4 separate regions of the Mus musculus genome follow, and all the other regions are linked to region 3. A link is a loop called in an ENCODE intact Hi-C map of the cell type or tissue named here. Cell type or tissue: gastrocnemius. All regions are shown on one strand.

Region 1 (5,000 bases), 150 kb before region 3:
TATAAACTATTATTACTGGAGGGACACAATGAAGCTTAGACTAGGACTAGGAGCTCATCAGACAATGGATCCAGCATATGAATCAGATTCAGGAAGAATCACACAGATGATTTTGAGAAATCTCCAGTGCTGGACACAAGGACAAATGCTAGGTGTGGTGGCACACACCTTTAATCCCAGTACTCAGTAGGCAGATCTCTGTGAGTTCCAGGCCTGCCAGAACTCTATAATGGGACTCTGTTTCAAAAACAGAGATGAAAAAATCTAGGCTCAGGGAGATTAAGTAGCCCAGAATCTCCAGAGTACAGCTGGAGCATGAGACATGTGTGTTGCCTGCCATATCACTCTGCTTCTCAATGACTAGTTTTAGTTTTTAACGTTTAAACTTTAATTTTGAAATAATATGAAACTTACAAATAGACTGAAAAGATCCCGAACAAACAAAAGCCCACAGAACCTCGCCTAGGTCTTTAACCTCCTGAAACATTGACATAATCCCAGTACAACTATAAAACTAAGAAGTTAGCATTTCACAATACAGTCACTACAGTACATTCAGATTGTGGTATATGTGCGTGCGTGTGTGTGCGTGCGTGTGTGTGTGTGTGTGTGTGTGTGTGTATGTTGGTGCAGGTAGATGTGTATGAAGGCCAGAGGTTGCTATTGGAATGTCTTACAGCATTACTCTCTGTCTTATTTTTGAGGCTAGGTCTCTCAATGAACCTAGACTTAGCATTTTGTCCACACTGATTGACAGGTGAGGCCCTGGGACCCACCCATATTTGCTTTCCAACACTATGGCTATTAGTGTTCACAGCCCAATCTGACTTTTCTGTGAGTGCTGAGGATCTAAGCTAGGATCCTTATGCTGACACTGAAGAAAACATCTCTCTAGTCCAAGGCTTTGTTGATTCTCTTACTATTGTTCTTTTGCTGGGGGCAAAACATTAGGGTACTGTAATGAGCTCTTAACATACAGGTTGCACCCTGCAGCGATAATTTCTGAGTAAGACTCCTGGCTGACTTCACATGGGGAGCTTGGGGTTACCTCACAAAGCTCTGCTGGGTCATAACAGGATTACAAGGGATAGCCTGGGAACCTGCCAGCACAGTGGGAAACAGCAGAGAGAAATCTGTGGCAGGTAGGAGGCAGGTGAGTAAGGGGACCTGACTGAGGAAGCACAGGGGTTGCTGGTGACTTGATAAGGTGGGTGGAATATACTACGCCAGGTTCCATGTGGTCAATTCCTTTGTCTCAGTTCAAATACAACTTATTCCATAAACTTTCATCTATTTCCATACACAGTGCCCTCTGCTATAGCATGTCTTTATTGTGTGGCTCTGAAGTCTGTTCTTGGGATCACACTACATGTACAGGCAAGGCTAGGGAACGCTCTCATGGCTTGGTATGTGTGCAGAGACAACCTCTTAACCTGGATTGCTAAAGAACAGAATGGCCATTGCTAGTGGCAGGAGCACTGCTCTGGCCCTTGGGAAGTTTTCCATGGATAGTGTCCTTAGCACTTTGGAAGAGTGAACTCAGTGTCTTGATCTCTGCTTTAGGGTCCGTGAAGCTGTCTCCCAGGAAGCCAATGCCGGCAAGACTGCTGTGGAAGGCGGAGAGAACTGTTGCTGCACTCGAAAGCTGGCAGCACTGCAGCTAAGTGCCTTCCGAAGCCATGGAGATGAAGGCCAGAGGTTTGAGGATCCCCTTGCTGCTGTTGCTGGTGACTGTGGTCGTAATGGCTAAGGTGAATCACATCCAGAGGTGGGGGGGTTTCAAGGAGAAGGCCATGAGCAAGAAAAACATCAACTCGACACTCCATTTTTTCATCCGCTCTTACAACAACGCAAGCAACGACACCTACTTGTATCAAGTTCAGAAGCTAATTCAAGGTCAGATGCAGGTTTGTGCTTTGTTGCCCGGACATCAACACAAGCCCCATCCTGCTTCTTGAGACATATGGGGATTTTCTATAACCAAGTCCTGGAAACTCCTCAGGTAGCTTCATGTGCAATGGGTGCACACGATATCTCTGAGTTAAGCAGCTCATTTGGTCATCACAGCCAGGTCGTGACCTAGTCTGGCCTCAGGCTGGAAACTAATCCTTACTACCTTTTCCTTGGCCAAAAGCTGACCTGTAGCTACTCTGCATTGTTCTATGGGAGAAATTGCATTTTGTTCTGCCTACCAGAGGGCAGCATGGGGATGTCTTTTTTTTTTTTTTTTTTTTTTTTTAATGATATTATCTGGAAAAACCATAAGCAGGCTCTGTAGATTCCTTTACTTCCAACAGCATTTTTATTTCTTCAGTGTCCAGGACTGTAAATCAGGATTGAATTTTGTGTTTGAGACATTTAGAGCAACAAGTCTTTGGTGAGAGCAATGGGGTCAGGGAATGCAGCCAGATTAATTCTACCTGTTTTTAGGCACAGTCCTCCCTCCTTCCATGTGAGTGCTAGGATCACATGTGCGTGTCATTGTGCCTTCTCTTTTGTTTTACACACAACTTTGTTGTGAATCTTATCAGTCGAAAGGCGGTAGAGGAAAGCATTTGCTTGAAAACTATTGAGCCAATGTTTCCTCAAGGTCAGATCAAACCAGTCAGAAACAATTCTGCTTCCTAGCTATGCAGTTTTGAGAAGAAATCGTTCACTATGAGAGAAGATTACTAGTCAGAGAGAATGGAAAGCAGATGGAACAGGAGTTAACAGCAAGAAGGGGAAGACATGGGGCCGGGTGGGCAATGTAAGTTTGATAGCTAAAGTTCCTTAATCCCAACACAGACATTCCTGGGGATTCCTTGGTATTATGCACTATAACCACAAGGTGGCGCTGCTTCGTCTTCACTTTGATCGGTTTCCTTAAACTATAATTGAGATACTAATATAACCTGTGAAATCAACCTTCTACCATTAACAGTTAACTAGTCGAAAATATTTTTTAAATGTTTATATGCAAACTTGAAGTTATTTAAAGTGATAAGCGGACAATTTGGACCTGTCACTTGGAAAGGGAGGATCATGGACACAGGTTTCTGGACATCTCAATATCTAGATGTGACTTTGAACGTCTCAATCCTGCAAAGAGGGGGTAGTAGACAAGCGTGGTAAGTGGTGGGCCTGGTTTCACCTTTCAGCTGTTCCCAGCTGTGGAATCATGATTACGCATCATCTAGAATCTTTCCTGCCGCTTCTTCAGAGGCAAAATGAGTCAGAACAGCAACAATTTAGCACAATGCTGCCACCTAGTGGCACTTGTCAAATATTTACTGATATGGCTGTATTCTAAGTGAACAATGGAGACTAATAGTGAGTAAGAAGTTTCATGTGCATGCATGTTTTAGGTTTCCTCTACATACAACCTGCCGATGGCTAGGCAGTGTGACAGTGGTTGGCACAGTTCTACAACATCCCCGTGCATATGTAGAATGGCCACCTTGATGACAGCAGAGGAGCACGTGCATTCTAGGGCATTCCAGGCTAGGACTGAGATTGCGTTAGCAGTGCAGCCATGAGCAATTGCCTTGGGACCTGGCCTTAGGTTTTTCTATGGGGATCATTCAACCAGGATCAAGGTGAATTTTCTGCCTGCATCTCCCCTAGACAGACTTACTATCTCATTAGGTTGGACCACTGGCATTTGGGCACAAGAAGCAGGAGACTCCCAAGAGCTTCTCTCCACTATATGTAGTTCTCTCGAATCTACACATTTCTTTTGAGGTGCCAGACCTGGGTCAATGGCCACCATATTTCCTTAGTGTTTTACTCCATGTGTAGGGCTTCTTTTCCACAAAAGACTCCCCAGTCCCTCTTCCACCACCACCTTCTCCTCTTCCTCCTCTCCCCCTTCTTAGTCTTCACAGCCTTAGGTTTGACCATGAGTAAGAGAAGACAGATGGACCCCTGAGAGCTGGCCCTGGCTGGTGTTCTCTCTGCCTTACCTGGTTAGCACAGCATCATCTCGCACTGTCCACTGCCCCAGGAGGAAACAGATGTAGGGAACAGGGGGTAGCATATCAGGTGGAAAGCTCATGGGAGAGAAAGCAAGGTCGTCAGCGCAGGCCATTCTTCTGTTCTTGGCTCTCTAGCTGTCATAGCTGCTCTACACACTTTGGCAGAAACGTTTAATAACTTAAAAGTCCTTAGGATACCCCCGTGTGGCTTTTCCTGGGGAAACCTGAACAACAAATGTCTACTTACTACAGATAGGGCACCAACAACAGACCAAAGCAACAATTCCAAGAAAGTCTAGCTTAGTTTACCAGTGAGTTTATGGGGGATACTTAAAGGGAACATGGGTGACTCAATAGCAGCTGTATCACCAAAAAAGCCTACTCCAGAAAGGGCTTAGGATCATAATGGCATCTCAGAAGTTCCTGAAGGTGTCACAGGTGGTTCACCTAGCCCAAACCTCTCCTTAATCACCTTGGGTAGGAGACCTTAAGATCTTGCTTTATTTGATTCCTGAATCTTATAAGCCAGCCTCCACTCTCCAGAGGGAAAGTTTCGATTGGGAGGAAATATCTACACAATAGCTTGTTTTATTATTATTTTTTAGATGCATTAGTGGAAGTGCTTCTGTTTTGCTCACAGACTCCACAAACAGTTCGGATACTTATGTGTCCCTTGCAAATGGAGGCTGTGAGGTTATTTTCTCAAGGTTTCAGAGCTGATACGTGGGGAGTGAATGCCTAGAATCAATTTGACTCCTAAACTATAAGTTTTAAAAGACATATTTTCATGTGTATCAATGTTCTGTTTTCAAGTATTTGTATAGAAGTGCACCACATCCACACAGATCTTGCAGAGATAAGTGGAGGGCGTTGGATTCCCAGGAGCTGGAGTTACAGATGGTTGTGAACTGCCATTCAGGTTCTGGGAACCAAATCTTAGTCCTCTGCAAGAGCAACAAGTGCTTTTAACTGCTGAGCCATCTCTCTGATCCATATTTAGATGTATTGCTAAATTGTCCTCTTCTTTCTGATTGACTGGAAAGG
Region 2 (5,000 bases), 140 kb before region 3:
CTCATGTTGTTTGGGGCTGGTCTCATAGGCCTGTGTCAAGTTCCAGACTCTAGGAGGAGAGAGGTGCCAGACACAGGCCTCACTTGTGTTTGTAGTGTGGACATATGGAGGCCCTTTGGTAGGTTTACCATCAATGTGCAGACAGTTACCCTCTAGGACTCCAGACTGCAGGCATGGTTCAGTGAGCTTATATTCTCACTTCCCTATAGCTACCTCCTTCCCATGACTCACAGCTCAGCAGAGAGGTCACAGAATGAGAGCTGAGGGCTCTCACTTTGAGCTGAGAGCATGTTGAGTGTACCATGTGATGCTTGGCCAACTCCCTGAGCCTGCCCTGTCTCAATCAGAGGGCAACTAGAGAAACTTAGGGGAGAAGAATGTAGATCCCTAAGCAAGCGCCTCATGTGAACCAAGATGCCTGGAGGAGAAGAGGACACAGGGAAAGAGTGGAAGTTGATACATTTGTACAGAGCCCAATGTACCCTGGCATGCAGATCCAATGCCCACGGGGCCTCTGAAGACCCACATTGCCCTCCACTTTCTCCCTGAACCCACTGAGTCATCTCTTCAGTCTCTAAACACACCATTCCTGTTCACTCTTTAATAATGGACCTGTGAGTGGTTTTCAGGATTTTTTTAATTTTTAATTTTTTTTAGGTAGTGTCTAGGTAGGTAGTTCAAGTTGGTTTTGAATTTGAGATCCTCCTGTCCCAGCATTCCTGACTCCTGGGATTATCAGCACATACCACCATACCTATCTAGTTTCAGTGTCTAATAATACCTTTTAGCAATAAGCATGTGTGAACCTATGTCAAAGGTGGACGTGCACATGTGTCTCTAGTGTTGACCCCATGGGGGTTGCATTTACACAGCACAAGCTACTTTTGAACTTTTTTTCACTTTTCCCAACCTACTCTGCCTTTCCATTGTTATTTACTTCAGACACGGGCATGGTGGTTCAGACTTACACTCTCAGCATTCAGGAGGTTGAGTTGGGGAGTTACTGTGAGTTAGAGAGGCCACTCTGAGCTATAGAGAGATATAGTGTCTCAAAATTATTGACTAAATAAATATTAAGGAAATAAACTATGGTATTGCTTTGAGCTGTGTTCAGATGCTCCGTTCTTACTCACGTTTACATGGTGGACTTATGTTCAGTTTCTGTTTTTTACTTTATGTGATTTCATATTGACACTATCTTTTTAAATTGTATTTGTTGTGTTGTGTGCATGTGTGTGTGTTAAGTGTGAGTGTGAATGCATGTGTGCTCTTCCAGAGGACCAGAGCTCAATTCCAAGCTCACAACTATCACTCTCCTGCTCCAGGAGATCCAACACCCTCTTCTAGTCTCCATGGACATTGGCAGGCATACTGAACACAGGGACATATAGACATATAAGTAAAAATTATTTAAAATTAACATATATTTCAGCGAAAGTCCAGGGCTTAATACTATTAGTAGAACCTGCTGACATTGTACATTGTAGACTATATGCATGCACACACACACACACACGGGAGAGAAAGAGAGAGAGAGAGAGAGAGAGAGAGAGAGAGAGAGAGAGAGAGAAAGAGAGAGAGAGAGAAAGAGAGAGAGAGAGAGAGGGGGGAAAGAGAGAGGAGAGAGGGAGAGAGAGGAGAGAGAGGAGAGAGAGAGAATAATGAGGGAAAACAGCAGGTGCAGCAGATAGAGTTAAGGTGTTTATCCAGTTAGGATTTGCTAAAGATGGCTCTATGAACCATTAAGAACCATGATATCCCTGGCTCCTCTGAGTTGAGGTATCTAGGGCACAACAAAAGGGGAGTTGTGTGGAAGGAACCTGGGGACACTGAAGTTGTGGTGGTCCCACTGTTAATGTGCCACCATGAAAATTGCTTCCAAACTCCTGTGGAGACATAAATCTACAACATGAGAAGAGGTAGGACCTACCTGGACTTTTAGGAGGTTACTGGGTCTCTGTACCCATCAGTGAATGAACTCGTGTGATAAATGAGTTAATGGGTTAATGACTTACTTACTGCATCATGGTGAGAGCCGGTCAGTTATAAAAGCCAATGTAGATGGGTTTCTGCTACTTCCTGCCTCAGGACTCTGTCAAAAAGAAGACTACACTAGATGGTGCTCTTTAACCTTAGACCAGAACCATGAGCCCAAATAAAGTTCTCTTTATAATTTACCAGTCTGTTTATTCTATAACCTAAAGAGTCCAGTTATGTTTCTGTTGTCATATACACACAGCTGTGATCATATCCACTAGAGTGTGGTGGTCACAACAGCGGCCACACTCATAAAGAGAACATGATGTTGGGAGGGGCTGGGTGTTCTTGGGAGGAGTTAGGAGGAGGAGTGAGAGGTGAATATGACCAAAAATACCTTGGATGCATGTTTAAAATTTCTGGAGAGCCGGGCGTGGTGGTGCACGCCTTTAGTCCCAGCACTTGGGAGGCAGAGGCAGACGGATTTCTGAGTTCGAGGCCAGCTTGGTCTACAAAGTGAGTTCCAGGACAGACAGAGAGAATTAATGAACATGTATTTTTAAACTACACTTAAATCCTATATAAGTGGAAAGTACCTTTGTTAGAGTAGAAATTCTGGAATTCTAGTGAGAGAAGGAGTTTTTGCCATTTGTAATAAGTGAAGAAACGGACGTAGAAACTCTTAACAATCTCAGTCCAAATGTCCCTTTTCTAGAATGCACTGGCTAAGAACATTCATTTCACCTCTTGATTTCTCCTACAAATGATCGTCTACTTTCTACTTTCTAATTCCTTAAATAAGAAACATAATACAAATTTTAAATGATACTCGTGAATGTTAGGTTTTATAACAATTGTTTAGCATTTTGTAAGTTCCTTATGCATAATGAGCACAGGATAAATCACAACCAATGTCATGATTAATTCCACAGTTTTATTTATAGATTTCACTCAATGTGAGCTATTTTATTTTATTGTTTGTGTGTGTGTGTGCAAATGTGTGTGTGCATGTGTGTGTACAGGTGCCCATTGATGTCGGAGGCCTTGGATCCCTCAGGAGCTGGAATTCCAGGTGGTCATGAGTTGCCTGACATGGGTCCTGTGAACAGAACCCATGTTCTCTGCAAGAGGGAAGCCCTCTTAACCTCTGAGCCGTTTCTCCAGTCCCAGTTTGAGATATTTTAAACAATACAAGCATGTCTGACAAGTTATTTAAAGTCTGCCTCCAAGTAATTTAATTAATTAAGTAAGTAAGTATATATTCATGTTTTATCCAAAATACTGGTGAACATCTTCAAACTTAATCTAAAGTCCAAGGAATATTGCAAAGAACAATTGTATATTCCCCATCTGCTCTCTAGCTTATACTTTGTATTGACATTATGCATTTCCCTCCCCATTCTTATATTTACCCAACAGTCTCCTTTTCATATGTATCTCAAATTTTGATGAAGACAACAGTATGCTCTACCCTAAACATGTCTGATTGAAAATGAAACGGATTTCACAACTTGTGTTTTCCTCCCTTTGAGCTAAAAATTTTAATATATAATTATACTAATTGTTAAAAATAATTTACCTCGTTTGTGGTATTCTGTTGCTAGTAATAAGACACACACTGGTCCTAACTGCTATTATAAGGTGGTGGGAGTCTAGATCCAGGTTTAGTGTTTTTTTCTTTTTTCTTTTTTTACTTTCTAACAATATTTTATTCTTTTTAAATTGTTTTTATTTGCTTCCATTCCAAATGTTGCTACCCTTCCTGGTCCACCCTCAAAATGTTCCCCATCCCCCCTCTGAGAGGGTGCTCCCACCCCTCACCCACCTATCAACTCTCATGCTGCCCTCCACATCCCTCTTTTTGGCGGGCATCAAGTCTCTACAAGATTAGGCACTTACAGAAAGAGAGGGAATCTCTCAACTATGGACCAGGAGCAAATCCTTGTTGTTCTTTGTGTTCTTTCTTCTCCATTCATACTTCAGTAGAGGAGAGGAGGGCTCTTTGCCAGGTTTCTGTGGGATCCCATCATGGGAGTCCCTTGTAAACATCTCTTGTGTTCAGTTACCTACTGTCAACATCTCTCCACCTCCTTATTTTCCTTCTTCCCAGTTTTCCCATCTTGCCTTAAAACTGAGACTATTGGGCCTGGGACTGTTGCTCAGTTCATAGGATACTTGTGTAGCCTGCATGAAGTCCCGTGTTTGAAACCCACCACTGCATAAAGCTGTGTGTGTCTGTTATCCCTGCACTTGGGAGGTGGAGGAAGAAAGATGAGAAGTTCAAAGACATTCTCAGCTTCATAGTGAGTTCAAGATTAGCCTGAGGCTACCTGAGACCTGACCTCCAAACCAAACCAAACCAAACCAAACCAAACCAAACCAAACCAAACCAAACCAAACCAAACCAAACCAAACCATCTGACAAAAAAAAAAAAATTCTAAAGTCTCCTACTTGTTAGGAAGCTAAAAATGAAGTTCTCCTAAGCATGTGGGTGTAAACAGTGGTTCAGAAAGTATCTGTATTATCCCATTGGAACTCCTAGTAGACCTCCACATTTTCTTATAATAACTGAAGAATTTATAGGGGAGAACTGGAATCACAGCTTGAAGACCATGAAGAGAATAGGCTGACTTTTTTATTAGGCAAATTGAGGGCTTCTATTGATTGCAGGGGGATTGGAAGCATGGAGGATGACACCGCATGTGCTCCAGGACACTCAGCTGATATCGGTACAGTTTTTCTTGAGTATTTTGAATACTTCAACCCAGGGAATGGCGTACACTGAGAAGTAGCACTGGATTTTCTAAAACAACAAAAGACCAATACGTGTATTTTAAAAGACGAACAAGAGCTGGGCATGGAAGTACCCTGTAATCCCAGCAATTGGGAACCTGAGGTGAGAGGTTTATAGTAAGAAATGGGCTCCATAGTTAGACTCGTTCTAAAAAACAAAAGAAACAAACAATAAGTTAAGATAAAGAGGCCAAAATGGAAGGTTATAAGGAAGAGAACATCAAACCTG
Region 3 (5,000 bases):
ACCAGTCATATTGAATTGGATTTCTTTCTTGGCTCTCGCAAATCGCTCCTCTGCCAGCTGTTAGCATTTGCAGAGACTCTTGTCTTAAAGGTAGATGCTGATTTGAATTTACCTAAAAGAAGGTTACAGCTCTGCTACTTGACCTTCATATGCATGTTGAAGGTTGTAAAGGCGACCAGCAAATACCATTTTGGAAAAACATTGGGGAAGATACAGTGTGGCAAATGGACTAAAATGTCTTGGTTCCACACGTGACCTCAGTGTCTCAGCAGCTGAGAGGAAGCTGATCTTTTCACTCCTATACTTAGTCTGCGGGTAGACTGACATTCAGCTCCCCTACTGAGTTTGGTTCATGTGTTTATGGTTCCTCCCAGATGAAGGGTAGTGGCTGCCTGTCTTAGGATTTCCTCATGGAGCTTGGAAGGGAACCGGAGTTAGTAACCCCAGGAAGCAAGTGCACACAGAGTAATCATTGCCCTGTACAGGCATCCACATCCACACAAGGATATGGATGTGCTGGCAGCTACTTGTACCAAGGATAGTGAGTGAGGCTGGAAGAAGCATGAATGAATTCTTTTCCCAGGAGGAAGTCCTGTCCCTAAGTTCCCCAGCCCATGCATGTCTCAGGACCAATCCCCAAAGGCAAAGGACTGGTGGATGCTCTGCTTTTTTTTTTTTTTTTTCTTTTTTTCCTTTTTTTGTGGAGAAGCCATACTTCTGTTTAGGACACTTTCATCAGGACTGCCATGTTGGGTGGCCTACTTTGGACCTAATAGAAGACAGGTATGGTTGATGACCTACTTTTGTGCTTTTTGTTGAGGAAGGTTTGACTGCTCATAGTTTTTTGTGCCTTCCTTCATAGGAAGTTTAGGAATTGCTTTCCAGAGTGTCATTATATTGAAGGATTCCATTGAATATGCGAATTACTTTGGTAGTATTGAGGTAGATGAAGGGAGACCCACTTTTTTTCAGGGGTACTGAGTAGGTGTTACTCATTCTGCTAGTACTGCACAAATTGTCTTAAATCCTAAGTTTGTCAAGTTCTTGTTAGCAGGACTTTTCTTTTGTACATAAGTAAAGACAGTGGGGAATGGAGCAACTCGACACCTTTATTAGTAGTTATTGGCTTCTTACTGCCAATCCTTGATTGGAAGCACTTCCATTTCAGAGCCAGATGTCTGTCTGACACTGTCTGCAGACCACTTTGAATGCATTGAAGCTTCACTGAGCTAAGTAAGTATACAGCCACCACAGCTGATCTCTTTGAATGCTGAAGGTGCAGCCTCAGCCAGAGTATCTGAAATAGTTTTGTATCTGAGGTTTTACTGTCACAAACTAGTGAACACTGGGAGACACCACAGCTATTCTTGCCTATACCAGAGGGAAGCACTTTCCCTGGCCGTCTAATAGAGGGCCTGCTGTGACTGGATCAGAAGCAAGGTTTAATTTGCATGTAAGGCTCCCTGTGATTGCATGTAAGGCTCCAGCATTGTGATAAATCAGCTCTTGAGTGTGAAAGTCATTGCTAACATAACCACCACGGATAGCTAGGTTTTTGTTTACTGTTATTTTGATGAGCTTTGTAAAGTGCAGCCCAAGAATAAGGAAGATCCAAAGTGGGGACCCAGAATGCCAGGAGGGAGCATACAAATGCTCTAGCACATGGAGAAAAGGAAGCTTTCCCCTGGCTGCATGGGCCAGGAGAAAAGGAATTGTAGACAGGGTATTTTCAGACAGAAAACATCATGGACAGGCAGAATTAAGGGAGATAGGATCCCAGTCCAGAAAAAAGCCAAACTAAAACAAAACATGAACTTGAGCTGAATGAGAATGTGTGTATGATGAACCTTAGTTTTGGCCCTAACTATATAACCTGACTCCATCCCAGATTGATCATATACTGGAAGGAAGAAAATTGATTATACTCACGCCAGTGGTCCTAAGAAGACATAAAGACAAGAGTTGAGAAAGCAGAGATGTGAGATAAAGACGGAGCGAGGAGGAGAGGTCAGAAATCATCCAAGCTTAGGGTTTCACATATCACATATCACCTGTTGTGAGTTCTTCTCACTGAGGCCCATTTTTTCACCCCTATCTTCATTCTGGGTAATATAGTTTTAAGACTTTCAGCTAAAATTGGGAAAATAGAGACTGGTGCTGTAGAAAAGGAAGCTGCTGCCATCTGCTGTCACCTTTGGTCAATGCCCAGTGTCACTAGGTAGTCCACAGCAGCCAGGATAGTGTGTGGTGTGGGGTTCCCCAAGGCGCAGGACAGCGCTCATTTATGTTAGGTGTTCTGTCTCTCACTGAGGACACCGAGTCTACCCCAGAAGCCACCCCCAGTGCGAATTGGGGCTGACTGGGAGTGCCAGGAGCAGAAAAATCACCAGTGGTCCAAGTCTGCCCTCTTGTGGTCATTATCACCAGGTGCAGGATGCGGCCCAGCACTAAGACTCAGCTCAGGATGGGTAGGGTTTCCCCCCCTTAAGGTTCTGCATGTGTGGTTCTTTCCCCAAATCCACTTCTCTCTTTGCGTTTTCATATCTAGTTCTTTATCTTCCTTCAGATTAGATTAAATGTCATCGTCCCAAATTACATTTCCTGATAGTTCTTTTCTCTGTTGGATAGTATTTGGTTCTAAGCCCCGTGAAGACCACGATTTGCTCATCTCATTCCTATAATGAGTCTATTTCTAGCGCAGACCCTGAAAGATGATGGACGTTCAATACACATCTCAGCGAATATGTACTTATACGATGAACATGCCCTTGTGAGTGCGCCAGAGACTTTCCCAGAGTGGTTGAATTCTTTCCACGTGAACCTGATATAGTATTATCTCATGACAGCATCCAGCCAGGCTATAATGACTCTAATAAAAATGTGTTAAAACTGCCATTTTGATTCAGTGGCTAAAGTTAAAATCTATTTTCATTCTTCTACATGCAGACATCCTGTTAGACTAGCACCATTTGTTGAAGATGTTTTGTTTTCTCCTTTGTATGGTTTTGGCTTCTTTATCAAAAATCAAATGTCTATTTTATGTCTGAGTCTTTGATTTGATTCCATTGATCAATGTGTCTGTGTCTGTACCAATACCATGTATTTTTTTATCACTATTTCTCTGTAGCACATCTTGATGTCATGGGTGGTGATTCCTCCTGAAGTTCTTTTATTGTTCGGGATTCTTTGGCTATCCCTGGGTTCATTAGTTTTCCATATGAATTTGAGAATTGTTCTTTTAAGGTCTATAAAAATTGTGTTCTTTGTAGGACTTTATGAAAATGAAGGGAAAACATACTCACACTTATGGGACATAATGAAAGCTGTATTAAGAAGCACATTATGAGCATCAACCACCTTCCTAAATAAATTGAAGAGGTCTCAAGATAGCAACTTAATAGCACACCTGAAAGGTGTAGAACAGCAAGAAACAAACACATCCAAGAGAAGTAGATTGCAGGGAAATAAACAAACTCTGGACTGAATTCAATAAATTAGACACTAAGAGAGCAGTACAAAGAATTAATAAAACTAAGAGTTGGTCCTTTGAGATAATCAACAGATAGAAAACTCCATAAACAAACTAATGAAAAGGATACAGAGAGACAGGATCCAAGTCAGAAAATCAAAAATGATTAGGGAAACATAACAACAGATAATGAGGAATTCAGAGAATCATTGGTCTTGCAACAAAAGCCTAGACTCCACAAAATTGGAAAATCTAAATGAAATGAATGATTTTTCTAAATAGTTACAGATTATCAAAGTTAAGTCAAGATCAGGTACAGCATTTAAATAGTTCTATAACCCTGAAGGGAATAGAAATAGTCATTAAAAGTCTTCCAGTGAAAGAAAAGCCTTAGGACAGATGGTTTCAGCACAGAATTCCAGAAGAGTTAATACCAATACTTCCCAAATGATTCCACAAAATAGACAGAGAAGAAACACTCCCAAACTCATTCTATGAGGCCGCATTCATTCTGATACCTAATCCACACAAAGATTCAACAAAGAAAAACAATTTCCGATCAATTTCCATTATGAATATTAAAGCAAAAATGCTAAAAAAAACCCTTGCAAACCAAATCCACAAACATATCAAAAACATCATCCATCATGATCAACTAAGCTTCGTCCCAGAAATGCAGAGATAATTCAATATATGAAAATCTACCAACACAATCCATCTATAATCAAACTGAAACAACAACAACAACAACAACAACAACCCCCCCCACATAATCACCTCATTAGATGCTGAAAAAGACTAACAAAATCCAAATGACTTTCATGTTAAAGGTTTTAGAGAGTTCAGGTATAAAAGGCACATACCTAAGCATAATAAAGGTAAGATATACCAAATCAATAGCCAACATCAACGTAAATGGAGAGAAACTTAAAGTATTTCTACTATAATAAGGGACAAAATAAGGCTAGGCACTCTCTCCATATCTATTCAACATAGTATTTGAAGTTCTAGATAGAGCAGTAAAACAATTAAAGGAGAGCAAAGTGACACAAATTGGAAGGTAGGAAGTCAAAGTATCACTATTAGCAGATGATAAGAGAGTATATAGAAGTGATCCCAAAAATTTTACCAGAGAACACATACAGCTGATAAACACCTTCAGCAAAGTGGCTAGATAAAAAATTCACTCAAACAAATCAGAAGCTATACTTTATACAAATGATAAACAGACTGAGAAAGAAATTGAGGAAGCAACACCCTTCACAACAACCACAAATAACATAAAGTATCTTCATGTGACTCTAACCAAGCAAGTAAAAGACCTGTATGACAGGAGCTTCAAGTCTCTGAAGAAAGAAATTGAGGAAGATATCAGAATATGGAAAAAATCTTCTATTCTCATGGATCAGTAGGGTTAACATAAAAAATGACTTTACCAAAAGAAATCTACAAATTCAATACAATTCCTATTAAAACTCCAATACAGCCGGGCATGGTGACACACGCCTTTAATCCCAGCACTCAGGAGGCA
Region 4 (5,000 bases), 51 kb before region 3:
GCACTGGCATAACCTCATACAAGACAGCTATAACAGGGTCCCTTCAGCAAAATCTTTCTGGCATATGCAATAGTGTCTGGGTTTGGTGGCTGATTATGGGATGTATTATCGGGTGGGGTATTCTCTGGATAGTCCATCCTTTCATCTTTGCTCCAAACGTTGTCTCTGTAACTCCTTTCATGGGTATTTTGTTCATATGGTGAGTTTCTATATAGTGTGAGCTCGGAAATCTTCCTCCTGCTTCCTTCTACTGTATCCCCTTTCTTCTTTGCCTAGTCTTTCACTCTTTCCATCCTTTCTTCCCACAAGACCAACTCTGTCTCTAGCAAAGTCATAGTCTTAGCTCACAGGTAAGGTTCCAGCATAAGAGACCTAACAGGACCAGCTAGGTGCTCTAAAGAGATTTCCAGAGGTCTCGGCTTTGTACAAGCCCTCTGCCTTTCCTTCCTCTGTTGAGGAAAGAGGAATCCTCCCCCATGACCATAGTGTGGCATTAGGAGATGAGCATTGCCATCCTGAGGACATTCTGTGGAGATTCATCACCATTTTAGGATGTTGGTGAATGGGCTATGTGAGCCTGCCAAGGACCCAGAGTAGAAGGGAATTAACTGAGATAAGGAGCTGAGCTGGTAGGTGGTTCTCAGGACAGTTAGCTTGTCCTGACAGTCAGCAAGTTTTCCCAGCCTACCTTTTGTTTCTCTTCCTTTCACTTCCTCATTTTTTCCAATGACTTGTTTGTGCATGTGTGTGCATAAAGCCTAGAGTGACAGCAGGAGTGTTCCTCAGCAGCTCTCCATCTTACCTTTTGACACGGGACATGTCACTGAAGCTGAGGCTGACTCACACTAGGCTGGTCAGTAGCTGGCCCTCTCCAGACTTTTCTGTCTCTGCCTTTCAGACACTGGGATTGCAGGTGTGCATCTCTGAGCCAGGCTTTTTACATAGGTGATGAGGATCCAAACTCTAGTCCTCATATTTGTGTGGTAAGCACTTTACTGACAGATCCCTCTGCAACCCTCAAACTGTTTTAATTTTTTAATATGCTTGTAAGTTGCCCATACTTCTCTAAAATATCACTTGAGCATGTTTCAGTAGAAACTCCAATTAAACTCATTTGATTATCATCATAATCAACAACAACAATAACAGCAACAATGTACAAAGTACAAAGACAAATACAAAAAGGTATGAGAAAAGAATTAAGCAAGGATGGAAGGGGTATACAGAGAGTAATGGGAGGCGAATATGGTGAAAATACATTATGTACATTTATGAAGTGTCATGATGAAATCTGTTATTGTGCATAATAAATATATGCTAGCAAAAACTTTTAAAGGTGCTTTTGACATATCTTCAGTCTTTGCCTATGGGATTTTTGTGTAAATATTTTCTTTGTTCAATAGAAAGATCTCCCTAGAAGTGCTTATTCTGTGAATTATTATTATTATTATTATTATTATTATTATATTGCATCAAAGTCCAGATCTTCCTGTACCAGCTTTCAAAATGCTGGAACTACATTTGTATACCACCATGCCTGATCTAAAATGTATTCTTTAATTAAGTAAGTACTATCATAAAACAGGATAATATTGCATAGTAATTTTTATGTGAGTAAACTTAATTCAAAAGAATATGTAACTTAGAAAAGCATTCTAAACAATGAAGCCAAATGATTTATATGTAACTCAGCCATGGGTTGCAAATGTCTAGCCAAGACAAAAGTGTCCTGCCTGCTTTATCAGAAAACAGCAAGTGGACAAGATCACCTACCTGTACTTTCAAGAAATTCATGATGTGTATCACCCTGTAGGCATATTCATCCTTGCTCTTTTTGTGGAATGCACTCAAAGCAAACTTCACTATGTCAGGTTCACTGACTAGTTTATCGAGTTCGAGAGTATCCTCTTCCGAACACCATGCCTGAGCTCCCTGGACATAGATACCAGAGAGAGCCAGTAATATTGTCCAGGGCAGAGCCATCTTCCCCGCTGGCGACAATATGATGCAGGTTCTGTCTCCTGTCTTTGCCCTTACAGCCCTGTTCCTTTAAGTCTAACCCTTAAATTAATTTCCTGGGCTCCAGACTCCTCCCTCTGGGGATTCTCTTGATCATCACTCCGAGTTCCTTCCCCCTTGGTACCACCTCCCTCAGTCAAAGCTGTTCATTTTCCTCCTGTCCCGGATGGAGCAAAGAGCACCCAGGCAGAGTGGTTTGTAAAGAACAAGTAAGATAAGAGATTGAGGGGCTCCTGATCTGAGTCCTACCACACTCACTACCTGTGACTCACTGGATAGAAGAGCCTTGAAGAGAACGCCCCATGGTCAGGTGCTGAAAGATTGATAACTGGCAGTGTTAGTGAAAGGCAATTTCTGGACGTGCCAGTAGAGGGAGACAGTGACTCAGGAAAAGACAGATTAAAATGGGAAGCATGAGAGCAACTTGATTTCTCTTTATGCTTGAGCTGCAGTGTGGCACAGGAGAGGCAGTTGTCTCCTCTTGAGTTGTTCCTAAGGAATGTTTCGCTGTGCCTATGTGATAGGGAACTTCCCCTATCCTCTCCTAGCCTGAATGAGCATCCTGGTGTAGGCTTCTAGGAGATGGCACCAACACTGAGGTGTCTAGAGTTCAGGAATCCAAGGTGCCAATTATGCCCTCTTGTGGCCATAATTACGAAAGCTCGGGCAGCAAATTGGACTGGCACATCGAAACACCACATTCTCTTTAAAAGAAGACTGAGGCCTTGTCTTCATGGTAAAGTGTGCCTTCAGACTGCATCAGCATCTACATGTAATGTTTGGGGACTGTGAGCGCTGACTCTACCCAGCATGTCCATACTCTGCTGCGATACTGCCCCAGCCTTTTGAAGTGGTAGCTGAGATGGAACACAGAGTTGGACAACAGTCAAAAGACTGATGGTCTTGTAACTCTAACTGTACTGGGGCTAGAAGCTGATGGCTTCTTTTCTCCTTAACCCTCTGTGCTTTATTAAACACTGGGAACTTAACTCTTTATTACTGTTCTGTGCTTAAATATGGACTAATAACTATCATTGTTCCGTGCTTCAATAAAAGCTGAAAACCTAACTCTTTTTTGAAAAAATTTTTATTAGATATTTTCTTTATTTACATTTCAAATGCTATCCCCTTTCCTGGTTTCCCCTCTGAAACACCCTATCCCATCCTCTCTCTCCCCCTGCTTCTATGAGAGTGTTCCCCCACCCACCTACCCATTCCTGCTTCCATGTCTTGGCATTCCCTTACACTGGGGCATCGACCTTCACAGGACCAATGGCCTCTCCTCCCATTGATGCCCCACAAGGCCCTCCTCTGCTACATATGTGGCTGGAGCCATGGGTCTCTCTTTGGATGGTGGTTTAGTCCCTAGGGGTTCTGGGGAGCTCTGCTTGGTTCATATTGTTGTTCCTCCTATGGGGCTGCAAACCCCTTCAGCTCCTTGGGTCCTTTCTCTAACTCCTCCATTGGGGGCCCTGTGTTCCATCCTATAGATGACTGTGAGTATCCACCTCTGTATTTGTCAGGCTCTGACAGAGCCTCTCTGGAGACAGCTATATCAGGCTCCTGTGAGCAAGCACTTCTTGGCATCCACAGTAGTGTCTGGGGAAAACCTAACTCTTAATGCTTAAATAAGAGCTGTGGAAACTTCATTTTTTTATTTCTCTTATTATTTGTACTTAAATAAGCTCAAATGTCTGGCTATTAACACATGATGTTTAGCTGCGGGGGAATTAAGTAAAAGGATGCATTGGTAGAGCTCCTTTCTTGGGTGAGTTAACCTCCTGGCCAGGTGAGAGGCTTGGAGCTCATTAACTCTTTTTGAATCAGAGAGAAAAGAAAGAAAAGGAAAGAAGTTACACAGACAACACATACACCCTAGGTGAAGCAGAAAATGTCTGCACCAGCCTTTTTAAAATTTATTATTGCTTTAGGCTTCTTATATAGCTTTTTGACAAAAAGTTCTTTGTATAAGAAAGAATACCTCTTAGCTAAAATGTTACAAAAAAAGGCGGGGGGGGGGGGTTACAGAAAGGTATCAATAACAAGTTCAAAGCAGTGTTTCACACAGTAAGCTCATTATAAGTTCAAAGTAACAGTTTTTACATGGCCTTGCCTTATCACAGTACACACCTGTGACTTCATCCTTGGATCTGAATGTTTTTTCTTGAACACAGATTTGTTTCAAGCCTATTTCTCTTTTTAGTGTAATTATGAAAGCTCATTTAATTTCTTACTCTGCACTTTTTACTTACTATTAGGAGTAGTGGACACATTCTATTCTTGATTTTTACTTTATTACATCTTTTTAGCAAAACAACTAAGACAATCTCCTAAAGATTTCTTCCTAAAATTAGTTGAATTAAATCAGGAATTCTACAAATTATTAATTCATCTAAACAGCATTAATTCGTGAAAATTCATCTCCATGTTTATCTGCAGGAAACTTGCCCAATAGGTGTGAGCGCCCGACTCCCCAGCAAGAACAACGCCACAATAAGATCCTTCTGCACACGTTTATTGGGAGAGCTTGATTACAGAGGCGAAAGACCCTGAGCCCAGAAATGGTGCTGCTTATATAGGCCTAGAAGTGACATGTCCATACCTGATTGGTTATGCTACCAGTACCTCATTAATATGCGTCGGGCCAGGCAGTGAGTCGGCAAAAAAAAAACTCTTATGCACATGCGCACATTGGTTGTTTACCCATAATCATGGGTGGTGGCCAGTGGTAGCCAGCGCCATCTTGTAATGGCATTTGCGGCTTCCCACAAATAGGGTAGGCTGATGTCTAAGAATTGTTAGGCTATGTACTAGTAATTGAAGAGATAGATTAATAACAAGAAGCAATCCTGGGATGAAGTTTCTAGGGTCCTTGCCTCTCAGAGCTCACCTATTGTAGACCATGTAAAAATAATGCTGGGCCATTTTCAGGAAAGTTAGCCTCTAACCTTTTGCTTTTCCTAAATGGCTCCTGATAATAT

The links. Peaks named below come from ENCODE experiments on the same cell type or tissue, not always from the same donor. Only the 100,000 strongest peaks of a DNase experiment are listed, where the experiment ranks them.
Region 1: it touches region 3 in a loop (8-fold over the local background); 32 of 42 quality-filtered maps call a loop at or near these places.
Region 2: a loop joins it to region 3, with 5 times the contacts of the local background. A loop is called at or near these places in 31 of 42 quality-filtered maps.
Region 4: a loop joins it to region 3, with 13 times the contacts of the local background. A loop is called at or near these places in 36 of 42 quality-filtered maps.

Annotation. Positions count from the first base shown.
Region 1 is chr2:148,749,248-148,754,247 of GRCm38, forward strand. It overlaps Cstl1 (cystatin-like 1), which reads left to right and starts at 1,114. Exons shown (of 4, transcript NM_177655.4): 1 at 1,114-1,153; 2 at 1,564-1,907. The coding sequence starts at 1,680. In gastrocnemius, CTCF peaks have their summits at 2,823 (motif pointing right) and 3,260 (motif pointing left); DNase peaks (open chromatin) are centred at 1,098, 2,825 and 3,232; H3K4me3 peaks cover 545 bases; H3K27ac peaks cover 1,437 bases.
Region 2 is chr2:148,764,016-148,769,015 of GRCm38, forward strand. It overlaps Cst11 (cystatin 11), which reads right to left. Exons shown (of 3, transcript NM_030059.2): 3 at 4,603-4,781. The coding sequence ends at 4,695. Among named protein-coding and RNA genes, the nearest start is that of Cst11, 5.0 kb to the right of the region's middle. In gastrocnemius, a CTCF peak has its summit at 2,098; no DNase peak of the experiment used is centred here.
Region 3 is chr2:148,900,175-148,905,174 of GRCm38, forward strand. No RefSeq gene overlaps it. Among named protein-coding and RNA genes, the nearest start is that of Cst3, 27 kb to the left of the region's middle. In gastrocnemius, a CTCF peak has its summit at 2,269; a DNase peak (open chromatin) is centred at 2,316; H3K4me3 peaks cover 344 bases; H3K27ac peaks cover 1,387 bases.
Region 4 is chr2:148,848,898-148,853,897 of GRCm38, forward strand. It overlaps Cstdc2 (cystatin domain containing 2), which reads right to left and starts at 2,037. Exons shown (of 3, transcript NM_029960.3): 1 at 1,774-2,037. The coding sequence starts at 1,983. In gastrocnemius, CTCF peaks have their summits at 2,442 and 2,642 (motif pointing left); DNase peaks (open chromatin) are centred at 2,404 and 2,630; H3K4me3 peaks cover 420 bases; H3K27ac peaks cover 488 bases.